4 separate regions of the Homo sapiens genome follow, and all the other regions are linked to region 1. A link is a contact called in ENCODE Hi-C or POLR2A ChIA-PET data. All regions are on one chromosome and are shown on one strand. The core of a region is the stretch at or near the end of the contact, and the rest is flanking DNA. Distances in the headings are between cores, read along the strand shown.

Region 1 (5,283 bases), core at 1,926-4,425:
AAAAAGTAAAAAAGGGCAAGAAAATATGGAAATTGTTTCAAGCTTTCAAACAATATATGGAGCAACCACTGAAATTCTGTAGATGGAACAGCAGCAAGTCTACTTTGAAAGGCACTGCTGACAATGAACTTCTTTCCACAGCAATACACAATTGATTCCATAAAAACGGCAGAAGCTGCTAAACGTGTACAGATTAACATCAAAGACAAACAAGTTGACTGTAACTGAAAAAACACAAACAAATGAACAAACAAACCAAAATCATTAGGATTTTTCCCCTCCCCATTTTCCTATGATCTTTAAATCAACAGTTTCAAGCATAAAAAATATGCTCACATTGTGATATGCTAGCATTTCCTATTTTGAGAAACAATGCAACCTCCTAAACCAGGACATAAAGTCAGAATGTGTGATTTTAATTTCTGAAAAAAGAACATGCATAATTTATTACAATTCTGAATACTCATCTAAAATATTTAAAGACAAAAAAAATGGAGCACAGCCTCCTACTGAGAAAATTATCCTTCCTCCCAATTTCAATTTTTATATCTGACATCAAATCCCTGTTTAAAGTTTCCTTAGGTCATTTTAAAAATAAATAAAATATTGTTTCATTTTTAAAAAGTTGTTAATGCCCAGTTGATACTGCAGTTGTAAATGATATGAAATTTCTCGTGTGATGTTTTAGTCCACTTTCTGTTTCTTATAACAGAATACCAGAAACTAGGTAATTTATAAAGAAAAGGAATGTATTTCTTACAGTTATGGAGACAGAGAAGTCCAAGGTCGAGGGGCCAGATCTCGAGAAGTCGAGAGCCTTCTTGCTGGCAGGGGATCTGTGCAGAGTATGGAGGCAGCATAGGGTGTCACATGGCAAGGAGGCTGAGCATGCTAACATGCTTACTCAGGTCTTTCTTCCTCTTCTTATAAACCACCAGTTCTACACTCCTATGATAACTCATTCATCCATTTATCCAATAACAAATCAATCTATAAGTGGATTAATCCATTCATAAGAACAGAGTACTCATGATCCAGTCTCCTCTTAAAGGCCCCACATTGGAGATTCAATACTGTCACATTGAGGATTAAGTTTCCCATACACGAAATTTGGGGGACACATTCGAATTATACCATGTGGTAAAGGCTACTCTTGATCTTTGTTGTTTAAAGCTAGAGAACTAATGGCCAGGCACAGTAGCTCATGTCTGTAATCAAAGCACTTTGGGAGGCCAAGGCAGGAGGATCACCTGAGGCCAGGAATTCAAGACCAAACTGGGCAACAAAGCACTCCATCTCTTTTTTGAAAAAAATATAATAAGATAAAATAAGATGAAATAAAGTTAAAGTACTATTTCTAGAAAACATTAAATGCAATTTCACTATCTGAGAAAAATAGCTTTCTTGTGGAAATTACTACCAATAAAGAAATCAAGAGATGTTTTCATTTACCTACAGTAAGAAGTGATTACCTTCATATTAGCACTTTCTAATCTTTTCAAAAAGGATAGAAGAAATTAACAGTTCTCGCAGTGGAGAAGAGCCACAATTCTTGGATATGTAAATCTATGTTAATCAAAGATTAATTATGCCACATATTTCATGGCTAATAGGAGAGAAAGAATGCTGACCACTAGGCAAGGAGAGGATGTTTAACTGACATTCATATTGATATAGATATAATGGGCACTGTCAATGACAACGAGTAATGATGATTTCTTAGGAAAGCATGTTCAGAGTTTTGCACATCACTGATTATCCCATTTTTATCTATTACACTTTTTGAAAAGAAAGACCCATTCTCTTAAATTGCCTAGTTAGAAAGTACTCTTTATGCAATAATGTTAATCTATCTTGATTTCTAAATATTTTAATAATGTCCTTTTTAAATTTTCTGCACAATATGATATTTTTGTTTTTTTGAACCACAGCCACTCCACCCTCACCCACACCCAGGATCAGAGATTAAAGCAAATGATTCTTTACACTCTCTCAAAAATAAATCCAGACTTTGGAAAATTACACAGTAATGTACAAGCATATAAAAACTCAAGGTCAGAAGTAATTTCAATAATTGCAGGGAGCTCTCTGGAGGTATCTGCCTGTAATTTAACAACCAACTATGGATGTAAACCGAGACAGTGATACTATCGTTATGCACCACGAAATTTTCCTAAGAGCTTTGATCAGATTCCCCTAAATAGTTTATGCATGTCTCTGTATGCAATCATAGGCGCTGACCTGGAATAATTAAAATGAAAATAATCAGTGCTGTATCTGTCTTAACATATACAAATTCGGTTTATCAATGTGAAAGCAGATCTGCAAAACTCAGTTGTCAAAAGGTGGCCTACGGTATTTTCATGACAGAGAATCTTTGTTAGGTTTGTTAATGTAACATGTGCAATGGAGGCTGGTGTATGTAATTAGTTTCCTCCTCAGAGAGATACTAGGAAGGTGGACGACAGTACCCCGGGAACTCACACGTCGGTCTAGGGCCCTTTTTGTCCCCCACCCTCACCTCACTCCTCAGACATGCACTCTCCCATCACATTTGAAGCCCCGGTGGGCAGTTTTCTAGGGTCGTTTCACTGGAGCGTTAAATGGCATCTGACGCCACCGGGCAGCCTGGGGTTGGATGCCATAGCCGCCAGCACCCACGGCTCACCTCCAGCTTGTGGTTGATTTGAGACACAGACTGGGCTTTGTGGCAAAGCTGTGCAAAGCAGGAGCTCAGGCTGGTCATCTTCTGTCGCCCCTCATAAGTGATGTCCGCTTGGTCTGGATCGATCTCTCCCAGGAGCAGATCCACATCCACAAAAGCTTTGTCGAACTCCTTCTCCAGCACCTCCAGCCACCGGAACATGGATACCCCGCCAGGGGCCCCCACGGAGCAGGAGGCGCCCCCTGGGCCCCCTCCGGCTGCTGCTGGGCATGGACCGCCCGCCGACATGGCGCCGTCAAGGGCCTCTCCCGACTGCTGAAGACCCTCGCCGCCCCCCGCGCACGAAGGGAACTGCTGGGACTGAGGGGACCCCCGCGCGCGCGGGCACACTCCGTCACCTCCCTTCACCTCGCGCCGTTAACGCCAGCAGCACAGTCACAGAACCGCAGGAGTAACGAGGCTGAAGCTGAGGCGGCAACGGCGGCGACACACGGAAGACTCAGTCAGTCCCACCTCCCAGCCTGCCCCCGCTGCGCATGCGTAGCGAAGAGCTGGGCGGACGCAGCCACGAGGGACAAAATAGGCGGGGACAGGATGCGATCTTGGCCTATGAAAGGCCTCAGCTTGGGAGCGGCCTGTCAGCGGCCATATTAACAACTGGCAAACTACGGCTTGAATCCCTGAGAAACGGAGGCGCGTGGTTTCTGCACCCTGGTTGGAAAGGCCCGAGGATGAGAAAGGTGTCCACGTCGCAGAAAGGAAGGATTTCCGCCGGTTTGACTTAACAGTTGGCGGGAGCCGTTCCAAAATCCTCCCAGAAAGTTGCTGCGGTGGCATCTAGGGTCAGGGAGGGGAGAGCAAGGAAGGGCGGTGTGAGCATGCGCAATAGCCACGTTTTTACCTTCTCGATTCCAGTTCCTGGATAGGATGGAGTGGGTGTACACACTGGCTGTTCTTGGTAAACCAGACCCCAAATTCCAGGTGTGGACTGCCTAAAGCTGCGCATTGAAGCGGCTGACCAGATTTTGCGGAATTAATAGAAGACTTTTTGTCTTGTGATTAAGAGTCAGGTAGACCTGGATTCAATTCTTACCCTCTGTCACATACTACCTGTGTCGCCTTTCATGTATTAACCTCGAAACCAAGTTTCCAAATTTTACTTAACTCAGTTGTAAGGTAAAACGCTTAGCGTCACTTCTTGGCACACGGTATTCCTCTTAATACACCATAGGTCACACATTTCAAAAGCAACTACAGTAGTGCTTCACTTAAGATGGGGATATGTTCTTAGGAATGTGTCCTTAGGTTAATCATCCCTTAGGGAACATCCTAGAGTGTATTTAAACACAAACCTAGATAGTATAGCCTACTACACACCCAGGCTATATGATGTAGCCTATTGCTCTTAGGCTGTAAACCTGTACAGCATGTTGCCATTCTGGATACGGTAGGCGATTATAACACAGTGGTAACTATTTGTGTACTTAAACATATCTAAACATAGAAAAGGTACAGTCATATACTCTTATAGGATCACCATAGTTTATGCGATCCATTCATTGCTGAAGCCTTGTTATTTGGCACATAACTGTACTTTAAAAGGTGTATTTATTTGAAAACTGGTAGTGTCCTCACACGTGACATTTCAGAAAATCAAAATTGTGAATTCATATATTTACAAATATATTGAATGCAGAGCTCTGTTGCGACATTGAAGACACAAAAATGAATGAGACATGACCCTTACTCAAGATAGGCTAGTGAGGCTACTACCCCTCAACTATAACTTTAACTTGAATTTTTCAGTGCCTTTAAAAGTATCCAGCAACTCCTCTCTTTACATTCTGCCTACTTCCAGTTCAAGGGTAGACAGTCCTAGAAAGGGAAAGAGAAACCTGTGTGATTAGAGTAGGCTGGTGGAAACTCCTGCATTACCTAGAAGCATATTTAGCTGAGTGCAGTCTGCTGTTATCTGTTCTTGGGGCAGACCCTTACGGTTAATCACAACCCAAAGCCTGCATTGTGTGCCCTTCGCTGATGCAAGGCAACTGAGGAGCAAGAAATCACAATTTTATTATTGCAGTCTTTGTACTGCATGGCAGACTGGTTAGCATGAAGCAATAAAGTCCTTTGGCTTGAGCAAACTTAGCTAATCAAAATGGATCATGAGATCCTGACCTTAGACTTAAGTAGGGACCTTCATACAGGTTTTAGTACACAATAAATAATGTAAAACTAAAATTTACATCTTTCCCCATTCCCTTCCAAAATTAGCTTTATTTTCATCTACAATATTTGCAAAAACATTGCTACAGCTATCAAGCTCCCAGCCACTTTATCTACACATAATACAGTTAGCAATGCATTTTCAGGAACGCGAAGTAAATAATTTAAAATTAGCAGGGCAGGGGGAGAATACATCGAACCACAATTATAATAGCTTTCAATTATTGAGTCCTTACTATGTGTTAGGCATTATGCTATTTTCTTTAATTCTTTGATCCTTACAAAATCCTATGAGGTAGGTATGATCACGTCTTTTATTGTTGTTGTTGAGACAGGATCTTGCTCTGTCGCCCATGCTGCAGTGCAGTGGCACGATCACAGCTCACTGCAGC
Region 2 (5,283 bases), core at 722-3,221, 1.3 Mb before region 1:
TAACATAGAACACTTTTCATCTATTACCTCAGTCACGCCTAGCAGTCACCCATCAGCCACCAGCTTGTTCTATCAGATAACCAGTAGGGTGGATGGCACAAGCCCAGGAAGGCAGCTGGGATCCAGTTGGTGGTAGTCTGGAATGTCCAATTTGGGTTGATGGCCGGGTTAAGATATCAGTTTTGTCTTGCAGTGGTAATACCCAAATAGCTTACCATAAGTACATGGGTATCAGGACACAGCCAGCATAAAGTATGAAGCCCAATCAGTTATTTGTGAAAATGTATCAAGATTCTTTGTGGTACAGAACCACTTAAATTGGGAGAAGAGCATGGTCACAGATAGGGTCCAAGCCATGCAAAGAAAGGCAGTATGGTACACTATATCTATAGTATCATACGCTTGGCATAGAAGCCGTAGAAGGCCATGCACTTGAAACATGTTAACACAATGCAGAAAAGCATGAAGGCCCAGAGGAAGAATGGCACAGGCAGGTAAGCCAACAATCTTGCAACCGATTACTGAAGATTTAGAACCAAAGGAAAAGATAATCCACAGTATGAAGAGAAAGCAGATGGAAGACTGCATGCTGTTGGCCAAGCATAGGTCCAAGAGGAGGTGGTAAGGAAACTTGTGCAGAAGCTTCTCACAGGACAGAGATTAGCCAGACTGGAACCTGAAGGATCTGGCGCTCTCCACTGGCTGCCTTGGTGGGCCTCGAATTCCTCTACGGGGCCCTTCACCCATCAGGTAGTATTGTAGGGGATTGGGCCACAGTTCTCCTTTGATAATCTCTGCAATTCTGTCGAATTCTAGAAGGCTGTGGTCTGAAAACCAGTTGAAGAAACTAGGGATAGTGTTCCCTTCCCGGTTTCTGTGGATATGAGCCTGGGGGTCTTGGCCTCGGTGCCAGCGGATTGGAGTGGAAAGAGACACCACCCGGCCAGAGGATCTGCGTTCATATTCCTTGACAAGCCCCTCATTTCGGAAGTAGGGGTTGCCCTGAAAGATGAACTTGAATTTGCAGCCTGCTCTGGGGTGTTTAAGCTCCTCCACCTCCAAATTGATCATGTACCTCAGCATGTCTTCATCTTGGCCACTGATCATAGGTGACAGCTGGGGGTGGTTTCGAAAGGCAGTAACCCAGAAACCTGGGATATTCTGGATAATGAAACTTCTGCGCTGCATGTGGAGCCTTCGCATGCGGCCAAACTTGCGCTCAAGCTGAAGGAAGGCCCTGTCAGCCTGGGCATTTACGTTTGACAACTCTTGATCGATGGCCTCCAGTGAGTCCATGCAGTTATTGATCTTCGGGGCCCTGGGCCGTGTCTCCTCTTTCACCCCTCCTGCCACCTTTTTTTCCTTCTGCACTACCTTCTTTTCCTCCATCGCCGCCCCTGCTTCTCCCTCCTTTTCCACTGCTGCCGAGATGGCGCGTTTTTTAGTCGTCACTTCCTTGGCCTTCTTCCCCGGTATCATCTGAGACCCCAAGCCCCCTGCGCCACAGGCTTCTAGAGCCTTCTGCCCAGCAGGGCCACGGGGCTCTCCAAGCTGACAGCCATTTTTCTGGCTGCTGTCAGCAGCCTCGGCGGCAGAGGCTGCTTCCAGACCTTTCGTAGAAGGTGGAGCATCCTCCTGCCCGGCTTTGGTCGCTGCACCGCCGCGACTCCCGGCAACTGGGACGCGGAGCGCGGGGCCACAGTCGACAGGATCCTGGGATGCACCCCCCTCCGCAACGGTCTCCAGGCTGCCCCCACCTGTGTTCGCCATCACCTGTGTCGCCTCGGTTTCTTCACGGAGCCCTTGGCACTGGTCTCGGTCCGGATCTCCTGAGGCATGGTCGGGAGCAGCCAGGCCGCCGGTTTGGGCGAGAGGGAGCTTGTTGCCCCCATCCAGGCCGCTCATTTTGGAAGAAGTCAGACTAGTGGGAGAGGGAGAGTTCCTTGTCCTCCGCAGCGGCCGAGCTCTGCCCGAAACGTCTAGCACCACCCCTCCTTTACTCTCGGCGGTGCTACCATGGCAACTGGTGATGTCAGGGCGGTAGCGTCGTAACATCGCGCGAGAACTCTCTGCGCGGTTGACTACGCTTATCAATCCATCGTATTCCTTTGTCTTCTTGTCACAAAAAGAATTTCGTCAGTCTGGAAGGGGAGTTTTACTTACGTAAATGGATGTAGACCAGACTCAAGCATGTAAGAACTGTGTTAATGTGGATTTCTAAGCCTCTGAATGAATTTCTAAGGCACCTAACCTATTGTTTCTGAAAATATTTACTTTAAGGTGAGTTACTGTCTATTCAAGTCAGTTCATAGGGCTTCTCCTGAGTAGGAAAGTGGATTCACGAACTCACAGGCCTTCCTTCTTTTAAGGTGTGGATTCATGGCTATTACCAAAGAATTTAAATGAGCAGAGTTTGATTTTAAAGAGAAGTGTTGCTGTGTTGTTATTTTTAAAATTAAGGAGCAGCTGAAAGGCAAACTTCTCTCATCCTAACAAGACATAATAAAGGAATATTTCAATTTGTCTTACAGATTTTAAAGTTTATATAATTTGGCCAACATCTACAAAACAAGTGGACAATATTTCCTCTTCACTTTTAACAAAGAGTAGCAAAATGTTTTTCCTTACGTAGAGGTGACTGGCACACGAGCACAAATTTAGGCTTTTAAGCATTACTGAAAGAAATATCTCAGGGGATTTTAATTTCTAAACTGATGCATATGTTCTTTTCCTCAGGTTACAATCTTAATCTAAAAGTGGTTCCTGCTTCATAATGCCTGTGGACATGAAGCTAACAAATCTTTTCAAAATGTGTTCATGTGGTAATTCACTGCAGCACAGGAGCAATAATCAGCTATGTGCAGGCATCTATGCTACTGTCTCTTAAAATACTTTAAAAGTAAGGTTAGTTATTGTCTATTCGAGTCAGTTAGCTCTTACAATTCATTTGATAGTGATTATCAGTACAATATATTAGTTTGTTGGAGTGTGAGAATAATGGTGTTAATCCTTAGAAAAATGCAAGACCAAAGGGAAATTTAAATTTTGCATATTTATGTTTAATGTCAAATTTATATTCAAATAAACGGTTATGATTATAACTCTTTGTAAAAGAAACTCCATTTTAAGCCCCCCAGATTATGATCACTTTCAAATACAGGCTCAGAAGTACAGATTTAGAGAAAAAGGATTCCTCTTAGAGGAATACATCATATATACTGAGACTTCTAGCGAGGGAAGGAGTGTAGTTCTGGTTCAACTAAGATAAAGTACTGATGAAAGGTCACTGGCAGACAATACGGAGAAACAGCCTGCCTTGCAGGATTTTTTGTATGCCTAGTCAGCCTACCCAAGGACAATGTGTCCAGAATGACCTCTTTACTGCCTGCCAGCTAATCAGTTATCCCATAAGAAATATGCAAACAAGATTCACACAGCAGAGAGCAATTATTTTTCTCTCCCTCTTTCCTCTTTGTCTTAATAAACGCTCTTTTTTTATTTGTGGGGTGAAATCAATCTATTGAGGTATCGTCTTTGTAAACACATAAACAGCGTGCTATAATTGACTTTGTGACTTTGAATTATTGACACTGCTCTGTTTCTTTTCCAAAGAACCTTTGCACTGTTGAAAGAGTAACTTTTCCATTATAACCTGAGTCAAGATGAAGAGAAGCAGGGAATACTGAATGAAAGTTACTTTTCCATGCAGCAGGAAAAAACAAGTTTGCTACTATACAAATTTATAGAAAAGTATAAAATTACATGTGAACTTCTTTTTCTTTTTGTGTGTGCCAAAGTTTTTTAAAGATTTATATCTCTACTACTCAAAGCATTCCCATCTCTAGCCTGTATTAGTTCTGTCACCTGAATCATTTTTCACTCATAACCACCTGGCCATTCTTTAACACTCAGTTCATGTAGATTGTACTAGGCAGTTTAAATACATTAGATTTTATAAACAAAGACCCAGTGAGCACAGAGCAGTTAACATGCCCATGGTCACATATGTATTAATTGGCAGATTGCCTCCTCCCACCTTATTACTTTACCTCCTTCCTTAATTACTTGCCATTTTGACAGTCTTCTGATTTCTGTATAGCCCTTATGACTTTTACTATCCAACTTAGTACAGTTACGTTTCACTGAATGACAGGGATTTTGTCATTATGGAAACATCATACAGTACATCTATCAAACCTAGCTGCAATAGCCTACTATACACCTAAGCTAAATAGTATATCATATTGCTCCTAGGCTACAAACCTGAACAGCATGTTGCTGTACTGAATACTGTAGGCACTTGTAACATAATGGTAAGCATTTTTGTATCTAAACATAAGAATGATACAGTAAAAATAGAGTATTACAATTGTATGGTCCCACACTTGTATATGCAGTTCATCTTTGACCAAAATGTTATGCAGCAAATGACCGTACTTATTTATCCTCTACTTTTTAACTTTATTGGTTGTTTCATTAAGGTCAGTTTTATCCCAGCTAGATAATGACTGCATAGCAGCTTCTGTAGCATCTACGACAGTATAGTCCAGTTACTATCTCATAGAATGTTTTAATGAATCTTGATTATTTAAGTGAAAATTTAAATTTAAATAAAAATTTTAAAAAATTTTACCAAAATGAATAGTATGACTACCCTTGTGTTTCATTTTGAGGTGGGTGGATATATAATAGTAGCTATGAGTTATATTTTACATTTTTTGCACATTAGAATAATATATATTTTGTACACAGTAAAGTCTATTCTACTGGAAATTGGCAATAAACCTTACTAAGCAGAAAAAACTACATCAGTGACTTATGATTCTATGGGAAAATATCGATAGAAAATGCCATGAAAATCTATGAGGTAATTTTTATTTGCAAGGAGAAAAGATATTTAATGGAAGTTCAAACATAAATTAATACAGTCAAACAGGAATGACTTTACTAAAGTATAAAGATTGGAAAATTTGTGAAATATCCCCTATTGTTACATCTTTGACCAGCAGTTTCTTTTTCAGAATGATATAGTTTCTGGTTCATTATTTAGTGTTTTCTATATACCATATACTTTTATGTGCTTAAATGTGTATCTCATTTAATTTTTACAAGGACCCTGTGAGGTGATATTATGACCTCCCCTTCCCTATGCCTCAGAAGAAATTGAGGCAATGAGAAATAAAGTGGTTTATCCAAGATCACACAGCAAGTGGTAGAGCCACAATCTGAACGAGGTAATCTGACTGGAGAGCCTGTGCACTCATTCACCATAGTATTCTGCAA
Region 3 (5,283 bases), core at 1,152-3,651, 1.1 Mb after region 1:
ATATAATCTCTATGGGAGTGAAATATAAGTATGTAACTTCACGCATCCCTGTAAAATATAATGCGATGGCTCAGAGCAGGGACTGGGAAAATGCTATTCCTCTCCTGTTTACTGCAAACGCTTTATGAGCCCCTACCATATGCTCTTGTATTATATCTGGTAGGTACTTTTGGGTGAGGGTTGTGTGGGGAAATGAAAGTGAAGTTGGGGAGGTGAAAGCTCCATTAATAAAATAAAATCCTTAACCAATTAAAATTTTAAAAATATATTTAATGTTATCTGTATCTCATTATTAATATGTACATCATATTCTAATGACCCATGTATTATTAGATAATACATGTATATAATTCATGAATAAAAATGTATCTCTGTTGAGCAAATGCTCAAAAATTTTTTATACGCATATGTGAATGATCAAAAAATATAGAGGATGGGCTAGGAAACATGGTAGCCCTTTTAAGAGACAAATATAGAAGCAAACTATACCTGCCATGTAATATAAATAAGCACACACATGCCTACCAGATATCATGTAACTGGCATGACAAAGTCACTGGGAAAAGGCATACCTATCTGTAATTATTGACCTACTCTGGGCTATGACATTATACCAAACTCTTTGGAGGAATCAAAGATGAAATTAGAAGTTTTCTTGACTAACATCCAATTCTTTTGGAATTTCCCTTTGGGGGCATGTTATTTTAGGGTCATTCTAAGGGTTCATGCCTATAATAAAATGTTATAAAAATATCCCTGGAGCTACCCTGCCCACTGGCTCATTTTCTGAGTGGACTCAACAGACTGGTGGCCTGGGGTTTGTTCTGGGCCCCTTGCCTCAGGTGCACCCTGGTGTGACCTCACACACCACAAAACAGCCTAGTGTTCTGTTTTGTTTTGCTTTTTTGTTTTGAGACAAAGTCTTGCACTGTCGCCCAGGTTGGAGTGCAGTGGCTTGATCTCTGCTCACTGCATCCTCCGCCTCCTGGGTTTTCAAGTGATTGTCCTGCCTCAGCCTTCCGAGTAGCTGGGATTGCAGGCACCCGCCACCATGCCCGGCTAATTTTTGTATTTTTAGTAGAGACAGGGTTTCACCACGTTGGCCAGGCTGGTCTCAAACTCCTGACTTCAAGTGATCCTCCTGCCTCGGCCTCCCACAGTGCTGGGATTACAGGCTTGAGCCACCACGCCTGGCCAAAAGAGCCTAGTTTTAAGCTAAGAGTTCATGGCGCTGGGGCATTTTATTCCTCCATTTGCCTAGCAGCTTCCACTGCAGATGTTTTCTTACCCTTCTGGCTATTTTCACCTTTCTTTCAGTGGCTTTTTTTTCCATTTTTAAAAATTCACAGGCTTCCTGTTTCTAAGTATTTACCACATTTCTGTTCATGCTTTTTCCCTGACTTTTATTTTTCACCCCTTCTTAGCCCTCTCTCCCAACCACATCTGTTTTACTCCCTTTCATTTTTTCCCCATTCCTTTATTCCCTGCTGTCCTGTTTTTCTTTGTTCAATTCAGAACATCAGCCGGAAGCTTCCCTGTTGCTAAGTAACCACATCACCCACACACACCCTTTTCCATTTTCAACTTATTTCTTCTGTTTTAATAAACTCATGGGGCCGAACAGTCTCTAAAAGAAAACGAGAGGTGCTGCTGTCTTCTCTTCATGCAGCAGAGATGCATACCCTCTCATATCCTGCCTTTTCTTATTAGATTTTGGCTTCTTGTTTTATTGATAATTTGCCCCAGACTGTGAGATAACACTAAATAAGCACAAAATATCTTTTTGGGCTTGGACAATTTGCAGAAGGGAGGAAGAGATATAATTTCTGCAGAAGGAACAATGAAAATGTTTAAAATATAGTTACAAGGCATGGCATGGGCTCATTGAAGGGTGTTTGCCTTGACCCCGGAACCAAATCCAGCCCTCCCTAGTAAAAGGTTTCCATTAGGGATCAAGTTAGCTAGCAAGTCCCTCTTAACATTGTTGAGTTGTGAGGAAGCTACTAATGGCATGGTAAGTGTGATTTGCACAAAATGAAGGATAAAACAATACAAGAAATCATTATGTGGTTTTCCAAATCTCAATCCTTTTCCAGACATCAATCTGACATGGCACTTGTGCCAAAGGCATAATTGGAGGTGTGTGAGCCCTTCTCACAATATGCTCTTGAGGGATTCCAAGTCTTCTGGCACATTTTAATAATTTAATGGGAATGGTAACTCCATATGTCCAAACACTAGGGCAGAGTAACAGAGATACCAGGAGATTTGAAAAAAAATCTTTTCACCCTTGCAATACCATAAATAATTTCCTTGCCTGGTGTGAATTCTTTCTCTGACCTCTTGCATTTATGCAATGCCTGGGAGGCCTTTCCTGCTAAGCCCGCCCCCACATTGTTGCTCTCAGCTTTTTGCCCACAGTGAGCACTGTGCTAATTGGGTAGATTTGGGAGCTGCTTCTTAAGAAGTATCACGGCCGTCTATGTAGGTGTGTGTCCCAGCTCCTCTGGTAGTGCTCTGTGCTCTCTGTCAGGGAAGGGCTCGTATCCAGCATGTAATGAATACTCAATAAGTTGCCTTAAATTTAACCACAGAACACAGACACTCTGACAAGGGGATTATTTTTAGTTTCATTTTCTAGATAGAAGAACAGTGGTTTTCTTCATATTGAAGTCTAAGTTCATCAATCAAAGTGCCAGAAATGAAGCTGATGCATTTCCATCACTATCCTGAAATGCAGATGGAGCATTTCAGTAGAGGGAAATTTCAAAAGCTTTATTTGTCAAGACCTGTTGATATTCTGAAAGCAGAAACCCTGTAAGACTAAAACCTACTCTAAGGTATTCTAAGAATGCCTAGCCAGAACTGGAATTGGCAAGCTTTTTCTTTCTAGAATCTAGCCCCTTTGAGATGTTAGGTCTTCTGAGAGTTTCAGAAAGTTTTAACATAATTTCAACTTTTATCTTAGGGTAACCTCAACTGATGAAACATACATTTGAACCTCCTGGAATTTTTATTTTATGTGCCACTTACTTTAAATTATACAAAACCTTCACTGTCTTCCAGTATTCACTTCTCTTTTAACTTTCTTTTCTCAACTTGAGATATCAGGAAACGCCACCATGTCATATTTTCTTTTCTTACATTTTTGAACATCTAATTCCTTTTTTCCTTTCCGTCCTCCTCATCAATGTGGTCTAGTCTTATAGGGAACTTTTCTCTCCAATCACAATCCCCTCCTCTTCCACTTCTCGCTTAGCTACTCTTCCCACACCCCAAAAAGACTCTCGCTTTGTGATTCCAGTCCTGGAATTCTTTCCCTATTAGTGTCCTCTTCACTTCACTGCTTCCCTACCCCATGGAGCTCTCATGAGCCATCCCTTTAACCATTCTCTTCAGTATCTCAGTTCCCTTGCCCCTCATTGGCCTGGCAAATCCCCAAACTTCAATGAGTTCATCTTCATATCTCCCTGTCTGAGCCCAGGCTATCTCTCCTGGAGAGAGATCACAACTCTGCCATGGATGCCATTCCAACTCTGTGACCCCAAGTACTGGTCCCTCCAGGCTGGTCCCAGCAGTCCTCCTGGGTTTCCTTCTCATATTCCTCCTCATCTGCTTTTTTTTTTTTTTTCTTTTTTGAGACAGGCTCTTACTCTGTCACCCAGACTGAGCTCATTGGAGCCTCAGCTCATTGCAGCCTCAACTTCCCAGGCTCAGATGATCCTCTCACCACCTCAGCCTCCCCAGTAGCTGGGACTACAGGTGTGTGCCACCATGCCCAGCTAATTTTTGTATTTTTTGTAGAGATAAAATTTTGCCATGTTGCCCAGGATGGAATGAAACTCCTGGGCTCAAGCAATCCTCCCGCCTCGGCCTCCCAAAGTGCTGGGATTATAGCCATGAGCCACTGCACCTGGCCTTACCTCATTCTTTTTAGCTCCTCATTCAATTCTACAGTGAGGAAGCACCAACACTTACTAAACTACTTCCTTTTTATTAAACTTCATTTTCTGTTATTACAAAGAATGTGCTAATGAGATGCTTATGCATTTATTTTTGTTTATATATCTAAGTATTTCTGTAGGATACATAGAAATTTTTAGGTAAAGTGGCTTGAAATTTTTAGGTATAGGAGTTTTATACTTTTTGCTTGTAAATATATTTAAACATGTGCAAACTTTTATGTATTAAAATAGGCAAAATACGTAAAACCTTAATTCACGGAACAGCAAATCTGAACCAATGAACATATATAAAGATACTCAAGCTCACTTATAGCCAGGAAAATAAAAATTAAACATTGCAATATCACTTTATAGCTACTAAACTGTCAAAAATCTAAAAGACCAATACAACCTATTACTGGTAGAAATATGGGAGAAAGAGTTGCTTTTTTGGGGGGGGGACGGGGGGGAAACAATCTGGCAGCATCTACTAAAATTTAAAAAACATATATAGACTTCAACCGACAAACCTACTAACTCTTAGAGTTCAATCCTATAAAATAGAAGGCCAAAAGGTCGGAATATATAGACAAAGATATCTTTGGGAATATTCATTTCTTCCTGCAAATATTTATTAAGTTCGGACTATATTGCCATCACTTCACAGATGAACAAGGCACAGGCCCTGCCCTTAAGTTACTCACAGCCTGTCTGGAGACAGATGAGTACACAAGCAACTGGAGTTCATGAGCGAGGTGTCTAGAAGCAATCTGGGCCTGGGATGGAAGGCTGCAAAGACTTCACTGAAAAGCAAATTTGCAAGACTGTAAAATACAACATGCTTCCAAGGCCTTGGATTAAGTTGTGTGGTCCAGGATAGCTGAACAGAGTAAAGATACCTGGATATAGGGAAAAGATAACCCATAAACTTTTCACGAAACAAAATTGTGTTAATAAAAGTCACAGGTACTCTAGTTACTCTAGTGGCAGTGGAGACAGAATATGAGATACACAATGAAAAAAGAACTTACTTTTTAGGAAGAGAATTAAAAGAGTCTATTATTAAATGGTAGCCAAAATGCTGTTTTTCTCGTATACCTGGCACAGAACCTACTCTTGAAAGCTATGTGTTGAATCAATAAAGTATGACATGGGAACAGCATATAAAAAGGTTTAGCTCAGATAAACTTGAATTCAGTCAATAATCTCACCTATTTAAGATTTTTCCTTGAATAGACTTTTTTCCTTCCTTCCTTCCTCCCTCCCTTTTCCCTACCATTTTTCAGGCGAAAGAAAGACTGGTCAAATAGGGGTTCTAAATCCTGTTAACCTCACTTTA
Region 4 (5,283 bases), core at 1,803-4,302, 1.0 Mb after region 1:
AGACCACCCTGGGTAACACGGTGAAACCCCGTCTCTACTAAAAATACAAAAAAATAACCCGGGTGTGGTGGCGGGAGCCTGTAGTCCCAGCTACTCGGGAGGCTGAGGCAGGAGAATGGCGTGAACCTGGGAGGCGGAGCTTGCAGTGAGCCGAGATCGCGCCACTACACTCCAGCCTGGGCGACAGAGAAAGACTGTCTCAAAAAAAAAAAAAAAAAAACTAAAGTGGTTCTATAGTACCTTTGGCTTTTCCTTTAGTCTAGTTATATATTTGTATAAACAAATAAACCAGTTTCAGGACAGCTTGAATTAATCCACATATTAAGATAAACTCATTTTAATACCAGAAATTATTTACTTATCCCTGCCTTCACACTTTGTTTTCAGACAAGTCCAATTTTAGGGCTGGAATAATTGCTCAAATTATTCAAAAGATATACTGAACAATATTTCAAAAATAAAAATTTCCTTCCAATTATCAGGAAAAAAGGTCCCTACATGAATCAACTCAGAGGTCATTATCTTGACCTTCACCATCTGCTCACTTGCACAAGAAGCAACACAAGTTTTTCATCTAAGGTAGAACTTTTTAAAACTTAAAATTATCTAAGATAATTTTAAATATTTATATTTGCTCAAAAAGGGAAGAAACACAATAAATAATTACATTACTATTTCAGCATGTAACTGAAAAAAAACTTTACAAAGGCATGTCCTGACTTGTCAATAGTTTATTACTGACAAATTGAGATAAAATACATACTTTGGTACAGCTATACTGTCCAAATTTCTTCAATTAGGGTAGTAATTACAAAGTATCCTCTTCCACTATTATTCTATGCCATAGCAAATGTCTCTCTAGAGGCTGCAACATAACAAAGTCCTTCGTTACCTAACTTTAAATACTAAAATGTTCTCTTCTTCCTAGAAAACAATGAAAAATAGACACCATGCCTCAGTGATATACCTCCAAACAAGCTGCTATTATCACGAATAAATTTTAATAGGTTAGATTGCAAAGACATTACAGATGGCTTTTGACATTTTCAGATAAACTGAAACCACTCCCTCCAGCCCCTAGGGATAATGAAGTAGCTTCTCAATCACTGAAGTTACTTAGATGACAGGATTTGTGAATAATCTGTAAACTCGGGAAACCTCTGAACTGTCTCCTTAGGACAAATAACATACAATTTAGAAAAAAAAAATCCCTACTTAATACTGCTTTTTACTAAATTCATGCCTACATTAAATTTCAGGATCAAACTTAAGTGAATGATTCAAATCATTCATTAACATACATTAAGTGTTTCAGGACCAAACTTAAGTGAATGATTCAAATCTAACTCTGGCTTTTTAAAATGTACATATGTCTTTTTAAAAACCACACATCACAAATATCTAAACTATCAAAGAATTGCATTATTCGAAATTTCAATAGCCTGATACTAGTGACTCGGTCAGTGCCTGATTTTTTTTAAATAGCAGAAAATATTACCATCAAAAGACCCCTTTCCAAATGCTGCTTCTGCTTTTTTGTTTTGTAAATAACAGCTTTGGAAATGTATGCAAAAATATCTCTAAGTTACACAAGTCGAGCTCAAACACTTTGTGGAGCAAGGTTACTTAACAGGAGTCCCAGAAACAGCTAAAATTGTAGGGAAAATTTTGCGTATGTATATATGGCATTGTTTTTTCTGCGCAGAATGTCCATATAACTCAGTTTCTCAAAAGGCCTCAAAACTCAAGATTAAAAGTGCCTGGAAAGACCATCATCTTTAGAGAACATATCACAGGCAACCCAAGACTTATTTTTTATCCCAAGTTAGGGGAGGATTTATCCTAATTTTGTGGCTCCTACACAACTTCTGAGCGACGCAAGCATGAAATGGCTGTCCGATACAAACAGACCCCTTCAGATACGGAATGCAGCAAACCCCTAATTTTCCTTGAAGGGGCCACGGAAAGCCAAACGGATTCGTAACCCGGTTGCTCAATGGTCCATTGGCTACTGCAGGACGCGCCCTCCTCTTACGCCGCAGGGGCTGCGGGGCGGCGACCAGGTTCCTCCGAGGGGCTGAAGTTCCCTTGGGGGTGGCTGAGAGCGGCCGCATCTCTGGCAGCATCCTCCCTCCCGAAAACGCGCCCTAAAAGTAGCGGCTGCGGGCGTGGGCACAGCCAACCCCAGCCTGCGCCTACCAGAAGTCGGGAGGGCGCGGAACTGCGGCCCCTCCGAGACGCGCCCGGGCCGCCGCCGCAGCACTGTCGCAGCGACCTTCCCGCCCGGGTCCCCGCGAGCAAACGGGCAAGCCCCGTTATCACGCAGGTCACACACCCCACGAGTAAAAGGAAAAAACCGGGCAGACAATAAAGCCCAACCCGCGGGGGCCCAAGCGAGCTGGAAGTTGGGGGCGCTGGGGCTGCAGCCCAAGGAGGAGCGGCGGGGACGACGGGATGCGGGGCTGATGCGCCTGGGACGCGGCAAGCCATATGTCAGCCCGGGTGCTGACAGCGGGGAGGACACTGGGCACGCGGCGGCGTCGGGGAGGCGGCCGGGGTAAGACAGGCCTGAGGCGGGAGGGGAGCGGCGGCGAGGTCCCGAGGCGCCGCGGTCGGCCGTGACCCCCACCCCAGCCGGGGCGCTGTCCCGTTCCTTACCGGCAGGGAAGCTGCGGGCTCCGCCGGGGCTATCCCGGCCGCTGGCCTCCGGAGCCAGGAAGCGCCCCCACATCGCGGGCGAGAGGGCCGGGTGGGCCAGGGACGCCCGACTCCTCACGTCCGTCCTCCTGCTTCTTCGGCGGCGGAAACTTGCGCGGAGCGTGGGCCTCGGCGACACGGGCAGGAGGAAAGGCGGGATGGCTGGTTAACGGCTGCTCAGCTACGGGCGGGGAGCGCAGGGGCCAGATTCGCCGCACTGCCGGCGCCTGCCATGGCCAAGCCGGCTGGGCTGAGGCCCGCGCCGGGGAAGCGGCGACTCGGCGGTGACGGCTGCTAGATCCCCGGCTGAGCCCAGGCTCAAAGGCTCCAGGCGAAGTTGCAGCTGCGGGTTCTCTCCGCCCCCTCCGCCGGCAGAGCCAGAGCCGGGGCTGGGGCCGCGAGGGGGCGGGGCCTCGGGCAATGACTTCAGGCGTGCGCGGCGCCGCGCGGGGCGGGGACTGCGGGGGGCGGGGACTGCGGGGGGCGGGTGAGCTACCCCGACCCCGCTTCGCCTCCTTGGCGGCGACTGGGCTGTCCCGCCCTCCCGCCGCATCCCTCTGTCTCCATCCTCCCGCCCTGCGAGTTGAGTAGAGGGCAGCGACTTGGCCTATTTTGCGATACTCGCCCCTCCCTTGGGTAATCCCTCACGCCCTCCCTCCGGGCACCTCTGTGAAGACACGTGGAAGACCTGCCCCTGGCGTCACAACCGCTCGAGATGAAAAAGCCAAGCCAGGGCGCGGCTGAGGGGGCTTCCAGCCTCCCTTGGAATTAGGATTGGGATTTAAATCCTCATCTGTATTCCTTCGTTTATAGATTACTTTAGGGGCAGAAAAGGGGTGGTTTTCCTTTACTAATTTAATGGGGGCGTGGGGGCAACACAGGCACCAGAATATAGCACCGGGATGTGCACCGGAAAAGGCCCGGGGGTAATTAGTACCCGAGGGGGAGAGGGGCCGTCATTGTAATCGCACAACGTTTCAGATTAGCAAGCAGAAAGTAAAAATGGCACCAAAGTCTGTAAAGGGAGCCCTTTCCTCCTTGCCCCCTACTCCTTCACGTTCTTCCTCTTCTTGGCCAGTTTCCACCCTTCACCTGAACCCTTAGTGCAGGAGGAGACGTCCTAAGGAAGGGCGAAAAGGGACAGCATCGTTTTATTTTTAAATCTTACTTCTCACTGGCAATATGGTGATGCTTCCAACGTTTAGTTACGAACTAGTTCGTATAAAAAATTCTGGGCCAGCACTGTGGTGGGAGGCGGGCTCTGCAGTAGGCCCATCACTCAGAGGTAAGTCGGAACGCAGGTCGCTTAACTAGAGAGGCTTTGAGTTCCGCTTTTCCTGTTCTGGAATCTTGCTAACAAAGGCCTCATATTTGCATTTTTCCCTTAAAGACATTTTAATTGGGAAATACTACTTAAAATTCTTGGAAGTTAAATTAGATTTAGGTGTGTGTTCTATCACTTACCACATCCGTGTTGTAATTTATCTGATTGGAGTTTTACATTTAGTCTCCCTGTGGTAGACTTCCAATTATTTCTCCAAATCATGTAATGTTAGCCAAGGGTCAGCTGTTTCTGATGATAAAAAGATACAGAAACATGAAAGACGAATGTGATTGGTTCCTTTTTATTATTTTAATGTGCACTAGCTCGTTTTATCTAACACTTGAAGAGGATAGATTTTTTTAAGTCCCAAAAAGAAAATTAGCAGAAGCTATAGCACTATGTATAGATTTTTTTTTCATGCTTTGTAGTTACCACAGTCTCAGGAACAGAATTTTTGAAATTCATTTGTGATGCAGTTCTAAGAAGTGTATAAAATATTACAGAAATATCTTGGCCTTTGCGAGTTTAAAATACACTTATTATTTCAAAACTGCCAATTTCCTAATTCTAAACAGTGTTTAAAGAAAATCGTTTACTCGGGTTTTCTACATCTTTTTATCAATATAAAGGGCATGCTACTACACACAAAAAAAGTACATGCGAAGGTGAAAGTATCTAAAATATTTCAATATCTATTACAGAGTAAAAGCAAACAGTAAAAACATGTTGCTCTTTTGGCACTTGGCACCAAATATGAAATTTTTGTGTCCCTAGTAATTAAACTTGGGAGGATAGAGGGCTAATGCAATTAGAACTAATTGAAATACTAAGTGAGAATATTATGTTGCTAAAGTATCCATTTCTTTTAATCATATGAATTCTGAGTATATACTGAACTAATGCTTCCCCCCAAATCCATGATACATGGATGATATGTACATGGTATGATACAGCCATGGTTTTCAGAATGATTAAAATTTATCATAACACAAGTTGGAGAACCTAAGGACTATCTAACCATTACTAAACCCCATGTGGTAAACTGCCATATTTTTGTTTTGTTGTGACAGTGTGTTAGGACTACAAGGAGAATTTTAAAAGCAAAGACAGTTATCGTTGAACCTCAATAAACCTCAATCTTGGCAGTTGTTCTGTGCAGATATAAGTAATGAAAATAGTGACTCTGTGTATGTGTGTGTGTGTGTGTGTGTGTGTGTATAAGTATCATTGCTCAGATGAAATTAGGATATTTAATGTTTTGG

The links. Hi-C counts contacts between places; a loop is a spot of excess contacts on that map. ChIA-PET counts read pairs that join two places held with the same protein, here RNA polymerase II (POLR2A). Pooled maps may share reads with other maps.
Region 2: a loop to region 1 is called in a map of CD4-positive, alpha-beta T cell, with 11 times the contacts of the local background. The contact joins the promoter of TSPYL4 here to the promoter of GOPC in region 1. A Hi-C loop is called at or near these places in 2 of 168 maps with a recorded cell type or tissue (CD4-positive, alpha-beta T cell and naive thymus-derived CD4-positive, alpha-beta T cell) and 13 of 50 pooled maps.
Region 3: a map of naive thymus-derived CD4-positive, alpha-beta T cell shows a loop between it and region 1 (6-fold over the local background). The contact joins the enhancer-like site here to the promoter of GOPC in region 1. A Hi-C loop is called at or near these places in 2 of 168 maps with a recorded cell type or tissue (both naive thymus-derived CD4-positive, alpha-beta T cell), 3 of 37 single-sample maps with no recorded cell type and 12 of 50 pooled maps. POLR2A ChIA-PET finds 5 or more read pairs at or near these places in 2 of 52 experiments (HEK293T and activated B cell).
Region 4: a loop to region 1 is called in a map of B cell, with 27 times the contacts of the local background. The contact joins the promoter of CEP85L here to the promoter of GOPC in region 1. A Hi-C loop is called at or near these places in 3 of 168 maps with a recorded cell type or tissue (B cell and naive thymus-derived CD4-positive, alpha-beta T cell), 3 of 37 single-sample maps with no recorded cell type and 17 of 50 pooled maps. POLR2A ChIA-PET finds 5 or more read pairs at or near these places in 2 of 52 experiments (H1 and activated T-cell).

Annotation. Positions count from the first base shown.
Region 1 is chr6:117,599,336-117,604,618 of GRCh38, forward strand. GOPC (golgi associated PDZ and coiled-coil motif containing) reads right to left here and starts at 3,176. Exons shown (of 9, transcript NM_020399.4): 1 at 2,669-3,176. The coding sequence starts at 2,953. It also overlaps the pseudogene NEPNP. RefSeq lists enhancers at 3,058-3,147, 3,278-3,567.
Region 2 is chr6:116,252,104-116,257,386 of GRCh38, forward strand. TSPYL4 (TSPY like 4) reads right to left here and starts at 1,972. Exons shown (of 1, transcript NM_021648.5): 1 at 1-1,972. The coding sequence starts at 1,905. The coding sequence ends at 661. It also overlaps a transcript of DSE not described here. RefSeq lists enhancers at 1,544-1,703, 2,114-2,343.
Region 3 is chr6:118,703,575-118,708,857 of GRCh38, forward strand. It overlaps a transcript of CEP85L not described here. Among named protein-coding and RNA genes, the nearest start is that of CEP85L, 55 kb to the left of the region's middle. RefSeq lists a silencer at 2,312-2,606. Within about 2 kb of position 2,402, at least 9 of the 41 ENCODE cell types and tissues checked have a DNase peak (open chromatin) inside an H3K27ac peak, as active enhancers do.
Region 4 is chr6:118,648,539-118,653,821 of GRCh38, forward strand. It overlaps CEP85L (centrosomal protein 85L), which reads right to left and starts at 3,053. Exons shown (of 13, transcript NM_001042475.3): 1 at 2,659-3,053. The coding sequence starts at 2,731. RefSeq lists silencers at 2,437-2,746, 2,947-3,406.